Linked DNA regions of Homo sapiens: all the other regions are linked to region 2. A link is a loop called in an ENCODE intact Hi-C map of the cell type or tissue named here. Cell type or tissue: mammary epithelial cell. All regions are shown on one strand. Region 1 has its middle 17 kb from the start of LINC02205. Region 2 has its middle 99 kb from the start of TLE3. Region 3 has its middle 38 kb from the start of LINC02205.

What was found. A loop is a pair of places that touch in the nucleus more often than their neighbours do. Peaks named below come from ENCODE experiments on the same cell type or tissue, not always from the same donor. Only the 100,000 strongest peaks of a DNase experiment are listed, where the experiment ranks them.
Region 1: a loop joins it to region 2, with 3 times the contacts of the local background. A loop is called at or near these places in 6 of 110 quality-filtered maps.
Region 3: a loop joins it to region 2, with 2.0 times the contacts of the local background. A loop is called at or near these places in 6 of 110 quality-filtered maps.

The regions. Positions count from the first base shown.
Region 1 is chr15:70,485,222-70,493,221 of GRCh38, reverse strand. No RefSeq gene overlaps it. Among named protein-coding and RNA genes, the nearest start is that of LINC02205, 17 kb to the left of the region's middle. RefSeq lists enhancers at 1-420, 832-881, 6,426-6,485. In mammary epithelial cell, a CTCF peak has its summit at 4,997 (motif pointing right); DNase peaks (open chromatin) are centred at 281, 761, 5,011 and 6,451; H3K27me3 peaks cover 684 bases.
Region 2 is chr15:70,192,431-70,200,430 of GRCh38, reverse strand. It overlaps the pseudogene RNU6-745P. Among named protein-coding and RNA genes, the nearest start is that of TLE3, 99 kb to the right of the region's middle. RefSeq lists enhancers at 3,298-3,357, 3,428-3,707, 3,504-4,287. In mammary epithelial cell, a CTCF peak has its summit at 3,801; DNase peaks (open chromatin) are centred at 2,610, 3,630, 4,490 and 5,150; H3K27ac peaks cover 2,340 bases.
Region 3 is chr15:70,463,603-70,471,602 of GRCh38, reverse strand. No RefSeq gene overlaps it. Among named protein-coding and RNA genes, the nearest start is that of LINC02205, 38 kb to the left of the region's middle. In mammary epithelial cell, a CTCF peak has its summit at 4,490 (motif pointing right); no DNase peak of the experiment used is centred here; H3K27me3 peaks cover 883 bases.

The sequences.
Region 1 (8,000 bases), 290 kb before region 2:
AGGCCTGCTTTTCCTGCTGGGGGTTTCCACTGCCTGGGTGACCCAGCCTGTGGCCCGCCCACCTGGACAGACAGAGTCCTGCCCTGCCCCGCCTGTGGGTGGGTGGGGTGGTAGTGGGCTAGGGGTGGGCTGGGGCCAGTGGAGCAGCAGAGACTAGGGCCGTGCAGCTGCCACGAGCCTCAGGCCGGTGGTGCCAGGAAAGGGGCAGGAAGTGGTTTGTGGGGAGTGGTGGCAGGGCTTGGGCTGTGCGATGTGGCTCTGCCTGAGGTTTCTGCTCTGGAAACCTGACTCATGTGGACAAAGACCAGGCTGCCCCACTTCCCCAGGGGGCAGTTAGAGCAATTACAGGCCCTGGCACAGTGAGGCCAGGGGGTTGTGCTCTCAGTGGGAGGCTGAATCAGGACCCGGGAACCCAAGGCTGCCCTAGGGGTTAGTGATTTCACCACTGGCCGGGTGGGTGGAGGGTGTATGGGAGGACGCGTCCACGCAGGCAGGCAGTGGGCTGAGCAGCAGGGAGGAAGCCGGTGGCCATGGGGAGGCCTGTGCTTGGCCTGTGGGGAGGGTCTCGTGGAGTCTGGAGTTTGGGGCCCGAGCCCAGCTTGGTTCTGACTTGGGGTTCTTGAGCCCCAGCTTGTGAACTTGGGCAAGGACCTTTCTTTCTCTGAGCCTCACTTTCTTTCTTTATCTCTAAAATGAGGTTTCCACCAGCTCTAAGAATTAGATGACTCTGCCCTGCCCCCACCCAATCAAAGGAGCCTACAAACCACAAGCGAGCAAAATAACAACACAGAAAACCACAGCTGAGAAGTCATAACTGCTGGAGACAGGCTAGGCCCTGCTCTGAGCCTCTGCATGTTTCCCATAGCCTTCCAGCAGCCCCGGTATGCCCCTCTCACAGAATAGGAAACAGACCAGAGTATTCCTGGGGATCCACGATGGGAGCCCCGGCCTACGTATTACAGATCGGTGACCTCTTCCAGGTGTGAACCGAGGATGCTGGCAGGCCCCACCTCCTCCCAGGGGCCCCCTCCCCTTACCTGGGTGCACTGGGGGCCTTGTCACCTCCTTCCCGTCTTGCCTCTGCAGCCATTAGAGTCACACCAAATGAGTATGGAATTTCTTCTCCTGATTGTATCGGAAAAAAGGAACTCTGGACCCTACCCTACGGCAGATATTCTTTTTTTTTTTCCCTAAGTTGTCCCTTACCTTACCAGAACCCCTATGTTCCCTACTGCCCTCCTCCGAACCCCTGTCTCCGGTCATACACCAGGAGGACATGACGGAATCAAAGGAGACTTTATAGACCAAACCAGGAGGCTTTGGAGAGTTCTAGGGAGTGTCTTCAGAGAGCAAGTGGCTGGGAGGGGCCAAGTGCCCAACTCTGGAACCCTGGCTGCTCCTCTACCACTCCCATGGGGGTCTGTGTGTTCCGCTTGCGGTTTTATGCGAAGAAAGTGTTGTCCCACAAAACACATTTCAATATCCCTGATTGAGTTCAATGTTCCCATTTATGGAATGGTGAAACTTAGGCCCAGGGAAGGAAATGACCTACCCAAGACCCTATAGCTGCCCAGTGACACAGCTGGGACTGGAACTCAGGGGTCCTGATGGCTGGCTCTGTGCCTTCCTGAGCTCTGCCCAGGCAGATGGTGGGGCTCAGAGTCAGACCGGATGCTGCCTGCCTTGAGCAGGAACTGCGGCTCCTCTTGGCTGTCACAACGTCCAAGAGAGACCTTTTGGATTGTGTTAAGCAGGGCAAGACTACTAAGTCGGGTGAAGCCAGCTCGTGTTTTTCTCTTGGTGAAAGTGGAGCAGTTCTGGCTGGAAACAGCAGATCTTCTAGACGAGATAATGCTAGCAAAGCATTTAGCAAGAGTTTCTGCATGAAGTAGGTGCTTAGAACTGTGAACTGAGGCAGAGAAACAGCTGTGGTTGCCTACACAGAATCACCTTCTCACTGTGTGACTCATGGAGCAGTATCTGAGAGGGAGGACTTGGGTTGAGGACAGGAGGGAAGGCCAGAATTTCCTTCAGACGCTGGTTCCACAGTGGCCATTCTCCCCTCCCCTCCGCACCTTTCACAACCCAGGGCTGAATGAATACGTGGGAACATTGGTTTGTGGGTGCAAAGATTGCTGAATCCAGACCAGTGGTCCTGGGCCCTATCTTGATGTGTCACCAGGTCTTCCCTCTGGGCCTCACTTTCCTCCTCTGTGACACGGACGCTTTGGACCAGATGGTTGTTCTCAACCCTGGTTGCCCGGAGAATCACGGGGGCGACTTTTAAACAATTCTGAGGCCCAAGCCTCACCTTAGGTCAAGGAACCTCTGTGGGTGCTTCTGAGCCTCTGTGGTTTTGATTCTGATGCCCAGTGAAGGGCAAGAAGCACTGAACTGGATGGCTCTGGGCTCCCTGATGGTTGGCACAGGACAGCGACATAGGACCTCACTAGATTGCTGTTAGCTGGGCTGTGCTTCTCTCGGCATGTGTGTGGGTGAGCGACAGAGCTGATGGAGCATCCTGCTCAGCTGGAAGCTGTCTCCCAGCATGGCGGACGTTTCTCTCCCATCAGCTCATAGGTGAGGGGCAGCGGCGGGTCCCTGGGTGCTGTAGGAAGGAGGGCACACCAGGGATTGGTCTCCAGGGCTGAGACCGCAGAAACCTTGTTCTTCTCCCTGCTGGAGAGTCTGGCCCCCACTGATGACAGCATGGCCCCCAGGGAACTCCCAGCTCTGAGGCTGACTCCTCCAGAAGGGGTCAGGCCACCCTCAGCCTTGGGACTCCTGAACCCTGGGTCCGTATCCTGATGGGCAGCTTGGGCTGGGGATGCAGCAGAAGCCCATGTGGGGCCAGCATCCAAAGCCAGACCCCCAGGATCCAGTTCAGGTTCTGCAACCTCTGGGCCTCAGTGATCTCATCTGTAAAATGGGGCAATAATCCACGCCCAATGTGGTGTTAGGGATTCTGATAGAGAGATCTTCAGAGAGAGGGTCAGTGAGCCCAAGCCTCAGGGACGGTGACAGGAGGAGGCATAGAGGCTCAGGGAGGAGGGGTCAGATGACATGGAGCTGGGAAAGCTGAAATTGAGGAGTCTTTATGTAGAGAGCAGAGCATCCCTTACACATCTATCTGTGGTTTTCACATGTACATGGGTGGATATTTTCACGAGTGGATCCCTTTAAAAAAGATAATTTTGCAAGGGGCCCCAGTTTATTAGGTATGGATAAGTGGAACTTGGATGGTTGGAGTGGGACCTGTCCCTCAGCTCCCCACCCCTACAGTGGCCTAACTGGGGAACAAATCTGAAACCACTGGTCTAGAGCAGGAGGACGCGCATTCTCCATCTCCTTCTGAGATTCGGCCCCGAGGAGATGGGTATAAAGTGCAGCAGAAACAGGGGTTGGATAGCAGGGAGCACTTCCCAGCAGTGGGGCTGGTAAGTGCTGAGCTTCTGGGTGCGCTGGTATCTTAGTCCTCCCCAGGCAGGAAGGGGTGAGCCATAGCCCCTCGAGGGCCTCAGCCTCCTGCTTCTGGGGATGGCAGGCAGGACCCCTTTCCTACTCTGGCACCGGGTTCTGGGGAGAAGTGGAGACAGCTTCTCCCAGGAAAGTGGGACCTGGGCCATATCGCTGGATCCTCTGAGGGGCATGGAGGCCTTGAGCTGGGGAAAGAAAGAACAAAGTGACTCTTTCTCCTTGCCTTTGTTAACTCAGAGTGCAATGGGGTGAGGAGGACACAGGGGAGAAGAAAGAGAGGGGAAGTCAGAACTGGGGCTGGGAACCCAGCGGGTGTTTGAGGGGCAGAACTGGGAAGGACCAAGGCCAGAGATTCAAAGGGAGCTGCAGGGGAAGGCGGCGTTTCTGCCAGCTCCACCTTCGGGATGGATCCAGAATCCACTCCTTCCCCCAACCTCCGCCAGGCAACCATGCACAAACCGCCATCCCATAGGCACCCTGGCATCCCTCCCTAACCAGCTGAACCCCCCACGTCCCCACTTCCCCCCTCAGCTTATTCCTCACATGTTTGTCAGAATAATCCTCAAGAAAACACTCATCCCACTCAAGGCCTCCGTGACTCCCACCTTCCCATGTAGGTCTCTTGCTTCATCTCCCACCTCTCTCCCCGCGCGGCAGGGCTTCAGGCTCTTCCTGCACCCCTCTGGCCTGGCTGCCCCTCTCTCCCATTCCCCAGTGGCATCTGGTCTAGGGTTGGCTGATAAAATAGAGGATCCTAGTTAAACTTGAACTTCAAGGTAAACCACACTTAAGTATAAGTATATCCCAAGTGGTGTAGGTGTTACTCACCTGCAATTCACATGTGGCTGAGCATCCTGTATGGTCGTTTGCTAACCTGGCAGCCCTAGTCTAGTCCATCCCCTCTGGACCTGAAATCTCTCAGGTCAAGGATCTTGTGCTTCTGGGCTATTGATTGAGAGAAGGGGGAAAGCTATCTTCCATGTATTTTATTTTAAATAAGTATATCTATTTTAAGTAAATTTATTTTTTTTGGAAAAATCCGCTTGTTTTAAGTGGGGTGTCCTGGGAACCATGTTCCCTCATCTCTTTCTTGCCCCTTAGTGACCAGAGGGTGGGGATGTTAGGAAAATTGGAAGGGATGGTATTTTAAGTCAGAAAATTGTAGGTTTGAGCGTAGCATCTGTCACTGATTCTGTGACGTCTCAGAGCATTGCTTTCACTGCTCTGGCCTCAGTTTGTTTCTCTCTAGATGGGGGCTAGGACTTCATCTGCCTCCCAGGTGGCTGTGGGATTCATGATGCATGAGTTATGCTCATCATGGACATATGTGCTAGCCATGTGAGGGGTTAGGTTAATAAGGCTCCATTGCCTGTGGTTCCAGAGTCACCTGGGCTGAAGGGTAGGTAGATGTGGCCTAATCCATAAGCTCCGTGCTGGTCAGAAGTTTGCTGGGCAAGTGAGTGAGTGCCAGATCTCTTAATTTCTTGGGCCTGCCTGGTTGGCCATGCAGTTCAAGGTTCTGGTCACCAGGGGTCAGGCTTGCACACGGATGGCTAAGTTCTGTCTTTTATGGTGCTCCAGGGAGCCTCCAGACTGTGAGCCAAAGGGACGGTGAGGATGGGGGGTGGCACATTTTAAAAAATGTGGATCTTGGAGCTGTAGGTCTGTGACCTGCAGATCTGGGAGGTCAGACGTTATTCTCTCTCATATTTACATCTTGCTTGGTACCTTCTGGAGAGATCCTCATCTCTTTGGCCCTTCACCAGGAGACTCCATGAAGGAATTGGGTTAGGTGGCTGGGGTTTGGAGAGAATGCTGGGCAGGGGTTTTGAAGCGCATTTGAGTCTTAGCTCCAAGTCTGCCCCTTACTAGTGTCCTTGTTGGCTCTATTACCTCCTGGGCCTAAGTTTCTTCTTCAGTGGAATAGGGTAAAAATACCTCCTCTGCAGAGATGCGTCAAGATCAGTGAGTAGAGGTGGGGCAGGGATAACTTCTCGAGGCTAGCCCAGCCCTGTCTAGAATAGCTTATGATGAAAATGGAGAAATAAGATAGAAACACAGGGAAAGAGCAAGTGTTGTCACGGGGCATCATATAATCCCTTGCTAAGTTGCAGAAGTGAGCACTAGGGTTCGGAAGAGAGAGAGGGCAGTCCAGAGAGGGGAAATTGCTGGCTTGAGCTCACATAGCCAGAGGGATAAGCGCAGGGTCCACTGGGCAGGTGGCTGAGCTGGGCATTGGAAATGAACAGTAGATCAGGCACCCAAGGCAGGTGTGCCCAGCTGATCCAGGCCACAGCATGTAGGCTGCTGGGCCCCTGCAATTTCAGATTCAGTTCTGTGTGTCTCCTGGGCACCTGCTCTGGCGGTGGGAGTACATGCTCTCCAGGCATGTGTGTGTGCTTCCCATGTAGTGCAGTGAGCAGCAATGTGGCTTCAATCTTTGGTCCAGGCACGGACCCAGCACCCAGAGAAAGCGATTTTCCTGCTTGTGGTTTCCTGGCCTCCTCCAAGAACCTCACACGTCCATGTTGCTCACAGAGAAAGATGGATCACTCTGGGGGTTCCTGGAAGAGTTGCTGTCTTTGAACAGTCCCTCTCTTGCCAAGACCCCTGCCTTCCTCCCGGCCCCCAGCCTACTGCCTCTCCGCAGGAGGACAGCATGTCCTGGGCCTCTGCTCTCTGGCCTCAGTCATGGTGTGGCTGGGTTGCTCTGGGGACGCTGAGGGTTCTTGATCGCGGCCTGTCTCAGGGTAGGTCCCCATGGATTGCCCTCCCACCCCTGGCCAGGTTGCTGTGGTTTCCCCATCAGTAGAAATGACTCCTCACCCACAATTGCATCAGTCCCTCCACAGACGCAGTGAATCATGTTGCAAGATGTGGTTATGGACTGCGCCCTGTGCTCTGGTTAGGGGCTGGTTGGGCCGGGCCAGGGGTGAGGGAAGTGTGGGGGGTTGACCATGTTTTGACTTGAACTTGGGAGAGGAAAGAAAAACCCAGGAGAGGGCCTCCAGGGGTGGGGTGGGGTAGGTGTGAGTTGACACTGAACTCATCACCCATGGGACTGAAGCAAGTATCCAGTAACCTTAACCGAGACCACACTGGGGAACCTTCTGGCTTACTCACCCTCTGGCCCTACCGCTACCACCAAGAGAAAAAGAAGTGAAGAGAACGAGCTGGTTCATCCTCTAGTGCATTGCAGCGGCGTGGGGGAAACCAGGGAGATGGGTTGGTTTGCTTTCTTCCTGTTTCTCTATTTGAACTCCCTGGCTTGCTTCCCTTCAGCTGACACATGGTGGCCATGGGCTGAGAATGTCCAACCTCAAGAAGAATTTCTTCCCTCTCTCCACTTCACAGGCCAGGCTCATAGCTGCCCCTGGGTAGGAACTATCTGCAGGGAGGTAGACTCCAGCTGCTTGGAGTTGTATGACCCTTCCCAGAGGCAGATCTACCCATTTTTCAGTGGAGAAGATGAGGCCCAAAGGGAAGTTGCCGGACACTTTGCTTCCGCCTCTCTCTCCCATGCCCTCCTGTGCAGCTGAGCTCATGGCATCAGAATCTCAGGATCTTTCAACACTTTCCAGCTGGGCAAGGTGGGAGTGAGTTGGCTGTGTCTTCTTGTTAATTGTCCATGCCTTTATTTACTTATTTATTTTTAATTTTTAAATTGACACAATAATTGTACATATTCATGGGGTACAGTGTGATGTTTTTATACATGTATACATTCTGTAATGATCAAGTCAGGGTATTTGGTACATCTATCACCGCGTACATTATCATTTCTTAGTGGTGAGAACATTCACAATCCTCTCTTCTAGCTACTCTAAAATATACAATATAATATTGTAACCATAGTCACCCTCCTGTGTAATAGAACAGCAGAACTTATTCCTGCTACCTGATTGTAGCTTTGTACCTATTGACCAACCTCTCACCATGCCTCCTCGCCCTCTCCTCTCCAGTCTCTAGTAACCACCATTCTACTCTCTACTTCTACGAGATCAACTTTTTAGATTCTGCATATGAATGAGATTGTGTGGTATGTATCTTTCTGGGCCTGACTTATTTCACTTAACTTAATGTCCTCCAGGTTCATCCACATTGCTTCAAATGACAGGATTCCATTTTTTTTTATGGCTAAATGGAATTCCATTGTGTGTGTGTGTGTGTGTGTGTGTGTGTGTATGTGTGTGTGTGTGTATAGATAGATAGATAAAGATATCATGGTATCTTTATCTAATTATCCATTGTGGGACACTTGGGTTGTACCTCTTCTCTACAGGAGGCAAGGCTGTGCAATGGTTCAGAGATAGCCCAGCAAATGCTCTGTAATGAGGCTTGGAGTTTCAACCTCACTGTCTTGAGCAGAAGAGAAATGGGCAATATGACATATGGAGGTGCCACTGAAACAAAACACCCCAAAATCTTGAGTCAACACAGTGGGGATAGCACTCTGGAGTCCACACTGGAACGGCAGTGGGTTTGTCTGAATGACAAATACACTTGTGTAAGTCACTGAAATG
Region 2 (8,000 bases):
TTTCATTCTGTTAGCCTTTTGTGGAAAATGCCATAAATATTTCCATTATACAGAGGAAGACATGAAGGCTCAGAGAGGTTAAGTGAGGTTCCAAGGGTCACACAGCAAGTAGCTGCGACCCAAACTCAGGTCTGAGATGCCACATGCCACGCCCTTAACCACAGCTTTCATCTACAACATGGCACCGTTGAAGGCTTCAGTAGATTTAATTTTTTCGTTTCTCCAAAATAATTGCATTTCTGTCATTTTAGCCAATTCTCAAAACCAACCAAGAGGATGTCTTTGTAGATAACAAAATTGAGACTCAGAGAGGTCAAGTATGCTGTCCAGGGTCACACAGCTCATGAAAGTAGAACTTGGATTCAATCCAGGGCCGACTGCCACGCCTGTGTCTGCCCTTCCTGACGCCTCCACAGCCCGGGGGCTCTCTGGGGGTCCTTCTCTTGGTTTCAGAGCCTTCGTTTTCTTTGTCAGCCTCTCAGAAGGCTGCCGTAATTGCACTAGTGTCAGCGGGCAGAGCCCTGGGGGAAAGTGGGGAGGGGAGAGGGGCCGGCCTCTGCCAGCTTCAGCAGAACCCCTGAGACAGCTCTCCCTTAGCCCGGTAGGGACTCCAGAAAACCACCTCTGAGGACCATCGGGGAGCTGCTGGGGAAAGAGCTGCTGTTGTTTTGCATTACAAACTTCCTCGGGGCAATGTTATTCATGCTGAAGGTCCCCTGAGTGGCTGATGACACCCTCATAGATGGGCTGGTCCCCACAGACGAAGCTTCTGCTTCAGCTCTGCCCGGTAATTGCCAAGGCTTGCAAAATTTGAGAGTCTGTTAGCTGTTTTAAATTGAGTGCTAATCAGATGATGACGTTGTTACCAGGACAGTCTCTCAGGTCTCTCTTTCTCAGAAGGAACCATCTAATCCAACTCCCTTATTTTTTCCAGAGGAGGAAAATGACCCTGAGAAAAAGGAAGAGACTTGCCCAGGGTTGTAACTAACCCTGAGTTCTTTTTTGCAAGGGGTATTGGGCTGCACGTGTGCATGTACATACACACCTCTTCCCACTCTCATCTCTATATGAATTGACTGGGCCTCCTGGCTCCTTCCTCCCGGTTTTGAAGCACTCCCTGCCAGTGTTCTGGATGGGAGACTGGGGACCAGAGCTCCTCTCCTCTGCCCCATTCCCAGAGTGCCAGAAAACTTCATTCTCACATGGTTGTCACTGCTCCTGATCCACGAAGTGACCTGGGGCTTTACCGGGTATCACAGCCTGGTCTGGGCCATGGAGAAGGGGACAATCAGGGTACCCTTTCATTTCTCCCACACAAGGCCTCTGAGCCCCAAAGACAGTCCCAGAAACAACTGGGCTAAGTGGGGTGAGACCTCCCAACAGGAACTGCCCAGGGGATCCCATGGGAGCAAACTAGACCGGTGCTACTAAAAGTGTGGTCCACAGACCAATCAGCTGCATCGGCATCACCTGGGAACTAGTTTGAAATGCAAACTCACAGGCCCTACACCCAACCAACTGAATCATAATCCCTGGGGGAATATGGGGGAGACTCTGTTTCAATGGACCCCTTGGGGTTTTGGATGCACGCCTGGGTTTGAGAATGACAGTCTGGATCCAGCCCACCCCTGAATATCCTCCCCAGATGTGGAAGTCTTGAGGCTATGGATCCCAAAAGTGTGATGGCTTGGCCTAAAACAGAGGATGTCGGGAAAATAGAAAGCTCTGGTACCCTCCCTCTCAGCTGCACAGCCTCACCTCCCACACTCCTCACCGCAGTTTCCAGCTCCATGCACACAAGACCCCTCCCTGTTCCGCCATGCTCTGAGCCTAACCTGTTCCCACTGCCAGAAATGCCTGCCCCACCCCACCTCCTCCCCACCCTGATGGTTCAGCCCCAACTCATGTCTCATTTGCATCTAACCAGAGCTGCTCCTGGCCTTTTCCAACCAGAATTCCTTTCTCCCTCCTGAGAGCTTCAGTAGCACTTTAAAAATAATACTCCTCGAGCAAAACTCTATTGCCTGTGTTCTCTGAGCAGTGCATGGGTCTTCTCTGTACTCTTGAGTTCCTAGAGGCTCCACCACTTCTAACAATGCCTGGCCACAGTAGGTACGCAATGCGTGCATGTGTGTGTGTGTGTGTGCGTGTGTGTATTGAACTCCAATTGCACTGACCGCAGGGTCCCCAAGGATCAGGGTCTGTGGCAAACTATGTGTTTGTTCCAGACCCACAGCAGATGTCATCATTTCACAACCAGCAAGGGCGCCAGGCTCCCTTCACCTTTCCTCCCCGGGGCCCTTACAGGTTGACCTCAGGGTTATCTCTCAGGTCACGTCAGGGAGCCCTGGCTCACCTTTCCTCCGCTGGTTTCCCCTAACACACACCCATGCCAGCCTCTGGCCAACCCCACCCTGTTGAGACACGTCAGGCTGGGCCCAGTGCCTGAGGCACACCTGGGGGCAGCTGTGCTCAGTCCAGGAAGACGCCTGTGGTGTGACCTCCTGCATCACTCCTGACCCAGATCCGTAGAGCTTGTCCAGGGTGCTCACACAGCTCTCCTCTGGGCCCCACACAAAGTCTGCCCCTTCCAGGAAGCCTTCCTTGGTGCTCTGACCTAGGAAGCAGGAGATGTGGGTTCTCTCACACGCCCCTTTCCCACATCCCAGCAGGCTCATGCCCAGATCCTCCGTGCCTCAGGACTACAGAAGCTTCCTTAGTCACAAGCAGGGAGACTCACCTGCCTGAAGGCAGCAAGTTGGCCCCATGGGCTGCTAGCTCCACATCCAGAAACAAACTTTATGAAGTCGGATCTTATTCCGACTCCCACCTACCCCCACTGACCCCCACTTCTCTGAGTCCTGCTCACTGGCGGGAGTGGGGTGCTCACCTCATTTGCTCCCTGCTGCCTCAGGGAGCTTGCACGTGCTCTTCCCTCTGCCAGCAATCCCCTTTCCCTAAGCATTTCAAACACAGTACTGGGAACTAGTGGCGAGTGCAGCAGATGCAGGGACTTGGCTGGGAGTGGGATGGAGAAGGAGGACAATTGTGCGATGAAATGGCAGGACATGGGAAAATACAAAATAATAAACATCAAAAGTGCTGTCACTAATCTGCTGGGTGACTTTGAGTGAGTCCTTTTCCCATCCTGGGCCTGAGAGATAAAAGGCTTGAATTCCGTATTGCCACAGCATCATGCTCCAATCATGAGAAATAACTCAGTGATGCGTGTGTGGAGGGGGAGGGCCCGTGCATATGTGATAGAGAGAGAGAGGTGGGGGGGATTCCTCCAAGCACACATGGGCCCATTTAACCAGATTCTGCTTCACCTTCTTTTCTTTAATCCCCAGAGATGTGGCTTGCTCAGTGAACTGCCACTAAGTGCTCCCTAGGCACCCACTGGTGTCAGGTCCTCTGCTGGGGCCTACAGACGGGTCCCTTCCTTGAAGGGCTCATGCCTGACGATCATTAGCAAAGCCTTCCTGTGTCTAAAGGATCGCTTACTCCCTGTTTGCTCAGAGCTCAGGAGGCACAGCCTCACTAGAAGGTTTGGAAAGCACCCTGCGGTGGAAGGTACGTCACTGGCATGCAAATTGGGAGGCTTAGATGGCAGATAAAAGATTGGTTTGTGTCACAGGCAACGCCAGCCAGAGTGGTGTCTTGTTACGGTGTCTCTGGGCTGGACTCGGTGCCCCTGGAATGTGAACGAGATGCGCGGGGAGGTTTCCTGTTGATTCTTGTCCTGGCAGAGTGGTCCACTGGCTTAGCTGCTTCTCAAGTTGCACAACACCTGGGCCTCCCAGCGGGTGCTGCTGGTGCTGGAGGGGAGAGAAGCCTCCGCCTGCAGGGCCAGTGCCCTCCTCTGCCCACTGCCCGAGGTGAAAGGTGGATTCCAGGCCAGGCCCGGGTCGGGAGGTGACCCCAGCTCCTCCCCAGGAACTCTCCCTGGGAGGGGCCTGGTTGCTCTGAAGGGCACACGGCAGGGATGACACTGGCTAAGGGGGGAACAGTGGCAGGCCAGGGGAGGAGGGGGCCGGGCTGCTGTCCCTTCCTCAGGGGAAGGCTTGGAGCAGAGCCATTAGCCTGCCTGAATCCTATTATATGCAGGGCAACCTGTGAAGACCTTTCCCGTATTCCCTGTTGGCCTCACCATGTAACTGAGAGGAAAGGTGAGGACATGGGAGATGAAGTGACTTGCCCTGGGATTGTTTTTTTCCAAAGTTCAGGGATCTGACCTCTAATCCAATGTCCTGTCTGAAGGGCTGTTTGCCTGGTTGGAGCTCCCCAGAAGCCGGCAAGAGGCAAATATGCATCAGTTCAGCAGGGCGAGGGGCAGCCCGGGCTACCATGGCCCATTTAGAGGGCTCAGCTAACTTCAGGGTGTCCTGAGGCCACCAGCCTGGCTGGGAATACTCTCCTGCCTTCCTTCCAGCCTTCAGTGGGAGCTGCGTCCAGCTGGGCAGTGACTCAGCAGCCCTCATTCCCACGTGTGTGGGAGAGCAGGCCTCTCTCCCGGCTGTCGGCTTGGCTCCGTTGGCCTGTCTGGGGGTGCCCCAGCAGTCAGCCTGCCATCAGCAAGGCCCTGGGGCTCAGGCCAGGCTTCCCACAGCTCAATCACAGAGTTTGCTTTCTTTCCAGCCCTCCAGCCTTTCCCCCTGAGACTGGAGGGCCACTTCTAAGTTCCTCTGGCCACCTCAACCGTCCACTCAGCCAGGGAGCCAGGCTGTGGGTGACTTCCTCAGCACTGTCCCAGAAACCCTGTGCTGTCCTCAGAAGCAGCCCACCTCCCAGAGCAAATAGCTTGTTTGCCAGGCTCACGGGCCTCCCCGCCTGCTCAGAGTGCGTCCTGTGGTGCATGAAGAGAAGGAACTAGGCAAAACCCAGGCAAGAAAACGAGGGAGGGAAGTGGATCTTGGCTGGACCTTTAACAGGATGTATGGGAGGGTGAGCTACGGTGAGACTGTGCAGGTAGGGCACTAGCCCATCTGCTCACGACCAAGAAAAACATCACCCCACATGCCCTGGCTCCAACCCCAGGGATGGCGGGCTGGCGGCATTGGCATAGCTGTGGAAGCTTGAGCAAGGCTCGTAAATTCTCAGATCCCGTTTCACCATCTGTAAAATGGGCATGCTAATGCCTGTCAGCCAGGTTTGCTCTACACAACACATACAACCCTTTTTCTAAAGGGCTTGGTGGAAGGCCTGCTCCAACATGTTTCAGACATGGATATTGCTTTCCATCCTATGTGTGAGTCCAACAAGATTTGTGCAATCTTTTATTGGTCTCATTTCACGCTCATCATCCTGGGACCCTGTGGGAAAGGACCCATGAGGGACCTTGCAAATGCTGCCAGGCACTGCAAGTGCTGGCCACTGCTGCTGGTCCTCCCAGCAGCTCTCAGGGAAGCAGGGCAAGTGAGGAGCCTGGGTTGGAAACAAGAAATACTTTGCTGGCAGTCATTCCATAAGTTAAGACAACTACAGAAACTTTTATGGAGTACCAAGTATGTGTCAGTCACTGAGAGAGACACTTAGGGACACTGAGGTGCCTAAGACATGGTCCCTGCCAAAAACAGGCCTATGTGGCAGAGGAAGGAAGGAAAGAGGAGGGAACATGCAAACAACCTCCATCCCAGATAGGCGAAAAGTAGGCTGCGCATGAGGTATAGACACCTCGCCTGGGAAATCCCAATGCAGCGAGAAATCAGGGCTGCTCCAGGGGAACAGAAAAGGCTGCACGGAGAAGGAGCAGGAGTTTGCAGGGTGGAGAAGGGAGAGACAGGCCCCAGGGGCTCCAGTAGGGAGCACGTGCCTGGACTGACCAGGGGACGGGGTCTCTCCTAGAAGACCCAGATGTGCTGAGGCTCCTCCATGCCAGCACATTTGGCTCCACAGGTATTGCAAGACCCCCATGGGGTGTCGAGACACATCCTATGACCTAGATCTCTGCCTTCCAGGAACTGGTTGGGTGAGATGAGACTCATCCTGGGCATACGTAGAGAGCAATTTTTACCAGCATGTCTCCAACTGCAGGTGTGGCCTATGACATCTGATGTCACTTCCCTCCTCAGGTGGCCCTGCCAGCCCCTCTGCAAAAGGGGGCATAGGCACACAATTTTGCACATCGTTTCCAGGGGCTCAAGGATGTCCCTCACCAGCCCATCTCCTTTGAGGAACCCTCAATGTGATTCAACTCCGGGGTTTTGCAGATGAGGAAACTGAGGCAGAGAAAGAATGTGCCTTGCCGAAGGTGTGTGGTGAGTCAGGACGGAATAGGCCTAGACTTTTGGCTTCTGACCCAGAGTTCTCCCATTGGTGCCTGCTGCGGCCACCTCCTCAATCTGTGCCTCTGCCCAGCTGCAGTTTTCGGCATCCTGCCTCATGACAGAGGGGACAGCATGCACTTTCTATCCATCTCAGCCATAGCCTCTTCCCAACCTGTAGCTCCCCTCTTGGTGAAACTGCCTTTGCGCTTTCTTCCCACGTGCACGGTCCGGCTGGTTCTCTGCATCCTGGTGTCCCATCTCTGGGAAAGACTCCACCGTGCCCACACTCACTCAAGTTGCACAGGGACGTCTTTCTCCCCTTCTCCCCCTGCTCCCCCTCTATAGCCAACTCCTAGCTGGACTGGCCTCTCGCTCAAACCCAGTCCTTACTGTTTATCAACAGGAATCCAGGCCCTCTTCACCTCTTGCTGTGGCCATTATCACAGCCAGAAAAATATTTCTAAAGCACATGAACACGTCACTGTTCAGCTTAAAATCTTGCAGAGGTGCCCTGTGGCCTTGAAAATTAAGTTCAAGCCCTCGGTGTTGTCTACAAAGCCCCCCATGGCCAGCACAACCCTTCCTTCCCATGTGCCTGCATCCATTCTTGGCACCAGCTTGGCAAATGCTCCATGCCCCCAACCCCCTGAAGCCCATTTGCTCTGCTGCTCTTCCCATCCAGAGCAATAAGATGTGCATAGACCAGCTTCATACGTTTTAACCTTGAGGTTTGCTTGCATGCTTGTTTTTAAAATTCAGTTCCCTCTCGACGGCGATACTCTTAAAGGGGCCCATCCACTTTTCTACTTATGGGATTTTAAAAATCTATATGGAACACTTCATGAGTTTTGTCATCCTTGCACAGGGGCCATGCTAATCTTCTCTGTATTGTTCCAGTTTTTTAGTCTGTGTGCTGCTGATGCGAGCACTTTATGGTTTTAGAAGATAATCTTAGAAGCTTATGCACAAGATAATCATTTGTAAACACTCCCACAGTAGTTTTCTTACGTGGACTGACACAATTTTTTACATATAAGTACTTCTAGGGTCTGAAATTGAAGTCAGGACAAAGCGTAAATACAAGTGTCTATGACTAGCAACGTGTGCTGGCTCATTTGCTGATGAATAAATCGCTGAACCCAGAAGCTCAACCTAAACATTTAACAGGAACAAGGGCTGATCTTCAAAGTCCCAAACAGTTCAAAGTTGGAAGAGTAATTAAGAGCCATGGAGATGTGCTGTCAAACGGGCAGATGAGAGCCTGGGATGCCCCTTCCTCCCTGCCTGGGCTTGGCTTGATGGCAGAAGTCACAAATGCAGCCCAAAACGAACCGCATCCCCCTGGCTCTTAGAATTGGATCTTCAGCTTTCTAGAACAGCCCTTCCTGTGTTATGTCTGCAATGTGTAGAATCTGATAGGAAATTTGTTCCAAAGTTCAAAAACAACCGGACTTTGTAAATAGTTCCAAATAGAAGCCCTATTCATGCTGGGGAGGGAGTATGTGTGGGAGATGAGAAGGACCTTTACTCAGACAACCAGAGCGTTCCCGCTCCCAGCACCATGTCGGTGGACATGGGCCACTTCACTTCTCTGTCCCTGGTCTCCCTACCTGCATGATGCGGATTATAACAGTACTTACCTCCTTGGGCGGGAGAATGATAATTCGAGTAAAACACGGAGCATACAGTATGTGCTCAGTAAATATTAGTTGTGGAAGTTGCCAATAAGACCAA
Region 3 (8,000 bases), 270 kb before region 2:
GCCAGGACTCAAGAAATCACAAAGACATTTCTTGTTGAGGTGATATCCAAAATATTTAACAACTTAGACACAGAGGAGCCAAGCTGAAAAGACGCAGGCCATAAGCAGACTGAACAGACAGATGGGATGCATTTGGGTGAATGTCACCTGCCTGGGTGACACCAGCCTGCACAGTGCTGCATGGAGACTGGAGGGAGGACAGTGCTCCCTGTTGGGGTGCTTGGAACCAGCTCTTCTTCTGGGTCCCAGACTTTTTCTGCATGGTTGAGGAGTGATGTCTGTCTGCAAACAGATTGAGTGGGGGAGCTGGTGTTTGGGTAGCATTTCTCACATTTATCATCAATAATAATGATGATTAGTCATCATAATAATTAATAATTATTTACACTTGTATGATGCTTGTTTATGGAGTATCTACTCCATTGCCAAGTGCCTTATAACAGCTTATAATTACAGCCGAAGTTTACTGAGCTCCGCTGGGGGCCAGTTACTGCTGTGCTTAGGACTGTCTGGACATCACCTTGTTCAGCCCACACATCATCCCTGAAGGGGAACAATGGAATCTCCCTTTTACAGGTGAGGGAGCTGAGGCCAAGAGAGGTTGTGAAACCCACCCAGGGCCACACAGTGAGTAAGTGGAAGAGGTGTGTCTCACAGTGCAGTTCTGTCTGACTTCCGCCTCAGGTTTCTCCCATGCCCTCTGGCCTGATCCTGGATCCTGTAGATCCCAGTCCCGAAGGAATCCAAGAGTAGGGTCAGGGCCTAGGTCAGGAGACACAGACGCTCACACAATGGAGGATTCCCTGACCAGTTTCAGGGACCCCAAAGAAGGAGCAGAAGATGATGGCCCGATCCTGGCATCTGTGTCCTGGCCAGGGGGAAGCATTGGAAGGACAGGATTTCTGACTCAGACTCCTGTGAAATCTTGCCTGAAGCCCTTGGGGCATAGCCTGACAGCCTAAGGCCCCAGCACTGGTACCATGGCCCCGACAAACAAAGCCACCACAATAAAAACCAGTCTCCCCAGGCTTGGCTATTGAGTATTGGGACTTCTATGGGATTCACAGCTGGCATCAAGAATCTCAGCCACTCTCGTCCACCCCGACTCTGCACACTGCTGGTGCTTGCCACCCTGCTAGGAGACACATGCAGGAACACACAGAGGAAACCCTGGGGTTTTCTATACCAATGCTAGGAAAACCCACTGGGCCAGTTCTTATTGCACATTTTAATACCGCTGAGGAATCAGCTGGTGGACTTAGCAGCTTTTAACATAGGAGATAGGAATGCTGACGGTTTTCCTGCAGCCGCAGGCTTGCCTCCTATAGAAAGACCTCCCTAAAAAGATTCCCTTTCAACATGATCTCTTGACTACGAAGGGTGGCAGGTGGTGTGGGCTGCTGTGCAGGGAGCCAAGGCTCGGTCCCCCCTGCATCAGTGATCCTCAGCAGGGGGTGAGGATGCAGGAGCTGAGGGAGGATGGGGGATGCAGAAGGCAGTGTGTTGTGCAACAGGGGCTGGCTGAGCACCGGGTCCTGGACACAGCCCTGAGTTCATGCTGTGGGAAAGTGTCGTTCGCTCTGCGGCCCGTGCACCCTCTGCATCTGGCTGTTGCCTCTAGGAATGAGCCTCGACCCCATGGCAGTGGAGAACGGAGAGAAGGGGACCAGATGCTTCATAAGCTGGCCCCAGGCCATCTCTCTGACCCTGCCTCTAGGACTCCTGCCCCTGGGGCCTTCCATTCCACCCTAGTATGCAGTCTGCATTCCAGCCACCCCAGACCACCTGTTCCCTCTCCTTTGTGCCTTTGCACACACTGAGCCCCCAGCCCTTGCCAGCTTCGCTGTCCCCTGCTTCTTCCTGTCCTCCCCAGCACTCTGTTCTGTACTCTCTCCTTGTGCCGGGTGAGTTATGATGTGTGTTTGTCTCTTGCTACTTGGTGAGCTCTGTAAGGGCAGGGCCATGGAGGAGTTTTTTTGAGGGTGGATGATGCTGGGACCATGTGGAGTTAAAAGTGATGCAGTGAAGTACTCAGTCCCCTCTCAACCTGCAGAGTGAGCAGGGTTTGGGGCACTGGAGGGATTGGTGGGCAGGTATGCTCTTGGGTCCCTGACTGTGTGAGTGAGCAGGCGGCAAGGACCAAGTGGACTGCACCATACCATGGCATGGGAGTGCATAGTGAGAGATGGAGATTATGCAAACACCTCGGCTCCTGTGTTTTATTTGGCTGGGATTTTTGGCTGGAGTGGGATAGGGAGGTAGGAGAGACTTCTGCACCCTCGCCCTCATTCTAGGCACTCTGTCCCTTGACTCACCTCCAAGAATCAGCAGGTCCCTGGTCCTGCAGGATGGTGAACTCCTTGGCTGGGGCTCCAATCTCTGCAGGAAACTAACTTCCTGGGTGACCCTAAACATGTTGCCTCTCCTTCTAAGCTTAAATTTCCATTCTCTAACCTCATTCCTGTAGGAGGTTGCATGGCACACATGAGCATGCTCAGGAGGCCATGCATGCTGCAGGTAGTGTGGTGAGGCTGATCTAGAGTACAGTCACCGTGATGGAGCCTCATCCTGCAAGTTCCTGGACTAGAAGCAGCCTTTCTGCTCTGTTCTTTGGAAGGTGGTAGAACTCTAGGACCAGTAGAGGCCAAGAATCACATGCCCTGGGCAGACGCAGGCCCAGCCCAACCTTCTAGTAGCAGCGTCAGTGAGGAGAGTTTCGGCCCTGGTGTTCTCTCTCTCCCTATCTCTCTGCTTTGGTCTCTGTCTCTTTGTTTCTATGTCTCCATCTCTGTCTTTCTTTCTGTCTGTCTGTCTCCCTCTCCTACCCTTCTTATCCTCAGTCCTTCATCTCCTATTCGTTCTCCCACTTGCTTACCCATTCCAGATTGGCAGCTAAGCCAGTTCTTCCTCCCCACCCTTACCCTGCCCCCACCCCCAGGATTTTCCCCAGCAGTACTTGCACCTGTGAAACCCCCTACTCCGTTTTATGGGAGCACAGAAGAAATAAAACAAAATGAATCTGCACCAGCTCCTGGGCTTTCAATTCACCAGCAGAGGTTAAACACCCTTTGCTGCCTCCACAGCTCTGGGCAGATGAGGCAGTGATCTGCTGCCCTTCCCTGTGGTCTAGGAATGCAATCGGTTGTGGGCCTGGAGCCGTCAAAGGTGCAATCCTGTACTCCTGAAAGTCATGGTGCTTACTGATGCTGTAAGAGGACAGCTATGGAAATATCCCTTCCAGAGCATGGCTCACTCTGGGAAGGAAGCAAAGGAAAGCCCAGGGGCCACTTTCTTTTGGGGAATATGCAATGTTTTCTGCTGCCCGATGCCATTGGTCCTCATGACAATTCTGTGACATGAAGAGGAAAGATGTCAGGGCGGCTGGCACTGGGTGGGATTCACAGATCTCGATATTCATTTTCCTCATCTGTAAAATGGGGATAATAATACTGACCTGATGGATTTTGGGTGAGGTTTCAAGGAATCAATATATTGTCCAGAACACAGCTTGTTCTACATACATATCAACTGTTGCCAGATTGGTATTACTATTATTGCTATTGTTATTGCTTTGCATTCCATACATATTACTAAGTCGCTGTGTGATGTTGGGGTTTATGTTTCTGAGCCCAGTTCCTCCTTTTTAAAGTGGGAATCTGCTACTTGCCCCCTAGGGGATTGGGAGGTAGTTTATGTAAAGCAACTCCCGTAGTGCTTACCTCTTACAGGGTGCAAAGTTAACCACTACTCTTTCTTTCTTCCACCCACTTTCTTCCTCTATGTGAATTACCTATGGAGGGCAAGGGAGGTGGCCACCGAGGCTGGCACAGTGTCCCAGTGGCAAATCTAGAAATAAAACCAGAGCTATGTAGACTTATTCTTTCTCTCCTACTGGACTGGGTCCCTTGGCAGACAATGCCCAGCTCTGCAGCGCAGTCTGAATTTCAGCCGCAGATTCTAAATCTGTTTGTCACCACGAGGTTGTGGCTCTCTTGATCCCTCACTGATCAGTGTTGATTGTATCTATGACTTGGAGGGAAAGAGCCCATCCTAATCTCAATCACGGGGACATCTCATAGCTTCATACATTCCTCCAGCTGCATTATGGTCCAGTGAGTAAAGACCTTCCTGAACTAGAAAAGAAAGGTAGTATAGAAACACACACAAAATATTCCTTCTGAGAGCATTTAGGCAGGACTACAGCAGGAGACTGACTCATCTCAGATGTAAGATCTCCCTTGGAGCTCATCTCAATGCCTCCTACTGCTTATGTGCACTTGACTTTAGTGCACCCCCATTTTTTCCTGTGGGATCCAGATTGTCATTGCAGAATAGCCCAGATGCAAATCTCTCCAGGAGACTAAAACTCCTGGGCCTCTGCCCTCACTTGGCCACCACGGCGGAGCATACATAGCAGGGATTCAGTCCCCAGCCCTCCTGCTCTGACATCCTGTATTAGAGCTCAAGCATCTTTGCACATGAGGCCTGCAGGTGGCAGCAGCTCCAGAACCCAGGAAGAAGAGCAGAGGCAGAACAGAAGCAGGGAGAGCAGTTGTAGAGGAGGAGGCTGAGCCCGGGGGGAAGGCCAGGCCTGGAAGTACTTGGAGGTTAAAGATGGGGCCAAGGAATCAGGCATCAGATGAGCATCTAGAGGGTGCTCCAAGACAGTGTGTCAGCATTAGGGAGCTCCGGGCAAGGAGGAAAGTGTGTGAGCTTGACTCTAAAGCCAATCTATCTATTGTCAGATTCAAGGATTTGAACTGGATTCAAGGATTTGAACCCAGATTGGTAATAATAATTGGTAATAATACCAATCTGGGTTCAAATCCTTGCTCTGTCACTTCCTAGCTGTGTGACCAAGGACAAATTCCTTCACAGTTTCCCTGTCTCTAAAATGGGAATCATAATAGTACCCATATCAAAGGAGTGTTGAAAATTAAATAAGAAATTACTTGTCAAGGTTAAGTCCTCCCTAGAGGTGCATTCTAATTCTAAGCTAGAAGTCCCCTTGGCCAAACAATGAATAACTTTGTGCACTTGACCCATCTGTAGAAAACCATCTGTGGCTGCATTGTCTTCTCCAAGCCACGGTTGCCATGGTCACCACCTGGCTGGGGAAGTGGCAGATGGAGCGTCGGCAGGGACAACAGGTCTAGAACCCAGGGCCACAGGCTGGGTAACAGGACAGTCTCCAGGCATCAAGGAGGCCTGTGCATTTGAGGGCTATGGCTCCTTCTTGTCCAAACCAGCAAGGATTAATTCTCAGGCACTGAGGTCTGGGGGTCTGCAGGGCTGAGCAGGAGCTCCTGACTAAGCGAGAAGGGAGGCAACAGGGAAAAAGCAGCCAGCCGAGGACTAGCTGCCTTCTAGGCGGCTAGCTCTTGACAGCACCTTTTCATTAAACCATCTCTTTTCAAAGGCTCCAGTCCCCAGAGTCATTGAGGATTTGGTTCCCTTCGCTGCTGTCTGCTTGTCTTCCAAAGAGCGGCCTTGGTGCCTTTCTGAGCCTCCAACAGATTTTCAGAGCAACCATCGTGGAATCTTAAGATGTTTCTGGAAGTGAGTGTGAGTTCATCTCCCTCCTGGATACCTGGTGTGCCTCAGGCCTTGGGAGAGGGTAGATTTTATCACAGCTCAGCCTTCTGGGGCTGTAGAGGTGGAGTTTCAGGAATTTCAAGAAGTGAGCAAGCCCTTTTCGCAGAAAGGTCTGCTGGGCCATGGGGGCACCCTACTCCTACCCTGTCTCCTCATTCTTCTCTCATTCTTGCATGCCAATATTGTACTGGCTTTGAACTTGTGTGCCCATAAATACCTTCAATAGGCAGAAAGCCCTCTATCAAGAAGGCTTTGAGCTCTGCCTTCCAAGTAGTTATGAAGTCCAACCACAGGGCATCAGAGGCTCAGGACGACCCTTGTGGATTTTGAAGGCTTCTATTCAATGAATGAATCCCTTTTGCAGTCTCTTCTCTAAGTGGTGCTGGCCTCTGCCTTTAACCTACTGATGATGGAAAACTCAGTATCTTTGGAGGAAGTCAGGGTTTTTATGTTTATTGGTCCCCAGAACATGGAGACAAAACTATCAGCTACACCTGTCCAGGGATATTCAAGTTGCAGTTTTATTCTCCATTAGGTGTGGGGGTCACATTGAGAGAAGCTCAGAAGAAGCCCATCTTGAAGCCAGTTCTCTGAAGGAATGGGAAGCAGGTTTGGGCAGGAGCATTAGGAGCACAGTGGTGAGCAGAGGGTCACAAGTACACCTTACCAGCACCCTGATATGCATGGAGGAAAGCTAATCACACTCTGTACCTTACCTTCTACTCTGTCTTGTGTATACCCAACCTTAGTCTTCAGAACTGCCCTGGAAGCTGGGTCTGATCATCTGCATTTCACAGCTGGAAAAATGGATACTCAGGGAGCTGGGAAGCTCCCCTTAGGTTCCAGACACCTGGCCCACTTTGTGTCTAGATGTGGGCTTGCCACGGAAGGATGCTTCACCAGAAGTGGCTTCTGCCACTTTGGTCTTGAGTGATACAATGCTCAGCTACCACCATTTACAGGTGGGTGCTAGTCATGCATCTGCTCTGGTGTTGGGCAGTGGGGTTTTATGTTTATCTGTGGTCAGGGGTCCTTTCACCACCCACTGACTTTGCCCTTCACCACCCACTGGCCTTGCTGAGCTGTCTCCCTGAGTGTTTTCGGCATAATCATTGGCTGGTCTTCATGGATGGGCAACCTCTGGAAATGGCTTTCTTCCAGAGCCATTGCCCTGGGACTACTGAGAAGTCCCAAGGCCCTTCTAGAGTGCCTTACCCCCATGACTTTATCAAGATGACTCTCTCCCTTCTTTGGGGACTGCCATAGTCTCTGGCAGCTGCCTTTGCAGGGGCCTTGCTCTGGGGCTCAAGGACTCCAGAGCTTCTCTTCTTAACTTGACCCTTAAGGACTAAAATCTTTGAATGGGGAGTAGTGGTATCAGATGGACCCGGATATGAATACCAGTGTTGCCATTTCTCTTTTGTTTGGCTGGTTTTTGGATAGGATCTCGCTCTGTCACCTAGGTTGGAGTGCAGTGGCAAGATCATGGCTCACTGCAGCCTCCACCTCTCGGGCTCGAGGGATCCTCCCACCCCAGCCTCTGGTGCAGCTGGGACCACAGGCGTGCACCACCATGCCTGGCTAATTGTGTTGCGGTTTTCTAGCTGTGTGACCTTACATAGGTCACTAGCCCTGTCTGATTTCCTCAGCTGTAAAAGAGGGTAATGATAAAAAAAAAATCACAATTAACACTACTATTTTATTCTCAATGTGTCAGGCATTATTCCAAGTACTTTATATAAATGACCTCATTCAATCGTTGTAATTACCGTATGAAATAATTATTATTGTTTAGTTCCTATGTGATAGATGTGTAAACTGCGACCACGCAGATAGTTAGCAGCAGAGCAGGGATCTAGGAAGGGCTGTCTCTGCAGCTGCCTTTCACGTTTATGTTATGCTGTGTCTTAATGATGCACACGCAGAGTCTAAAAAATCATGGATGTGTCACTGCATAAGGAAAAAAAATGATGATGCTTGTGTGTGCCCAGCTTTGAGCTTGGCACATAATAGATGCTCATGAAATCTTGTTTGCCTTATCCTCTCTTGGTCTTTTTCCTTCTACTCTCCTATGTGAGCACACACTGTGGTCACAGCAGAACAAAGTGGGGCTGTGACAAGGAGCTGGCAACCATGTCTGAGGAAGGCTGGTGGGTAGCATGGGCAGGTGTCTCTCATTCTGTCCTCTCCCTCTGCATCCAGAAGAGCTACACCCCAGCTCATGAGTAGGTGTGGGTCTAGTCTCCCCTGGAGCTGACAGGTAACTCTAACTGTTTCCCAAGGCAAGAGAGTAGGAGGGTGTAGCAATTGCTCGTTAGAGCCAGCCAATGAGCCTAGGGGGTCACAGGGTTCCTCCCACCTACTCTGGGGAGGTTGTCTGCCTATATTTGTGTTCATTTCCTGAT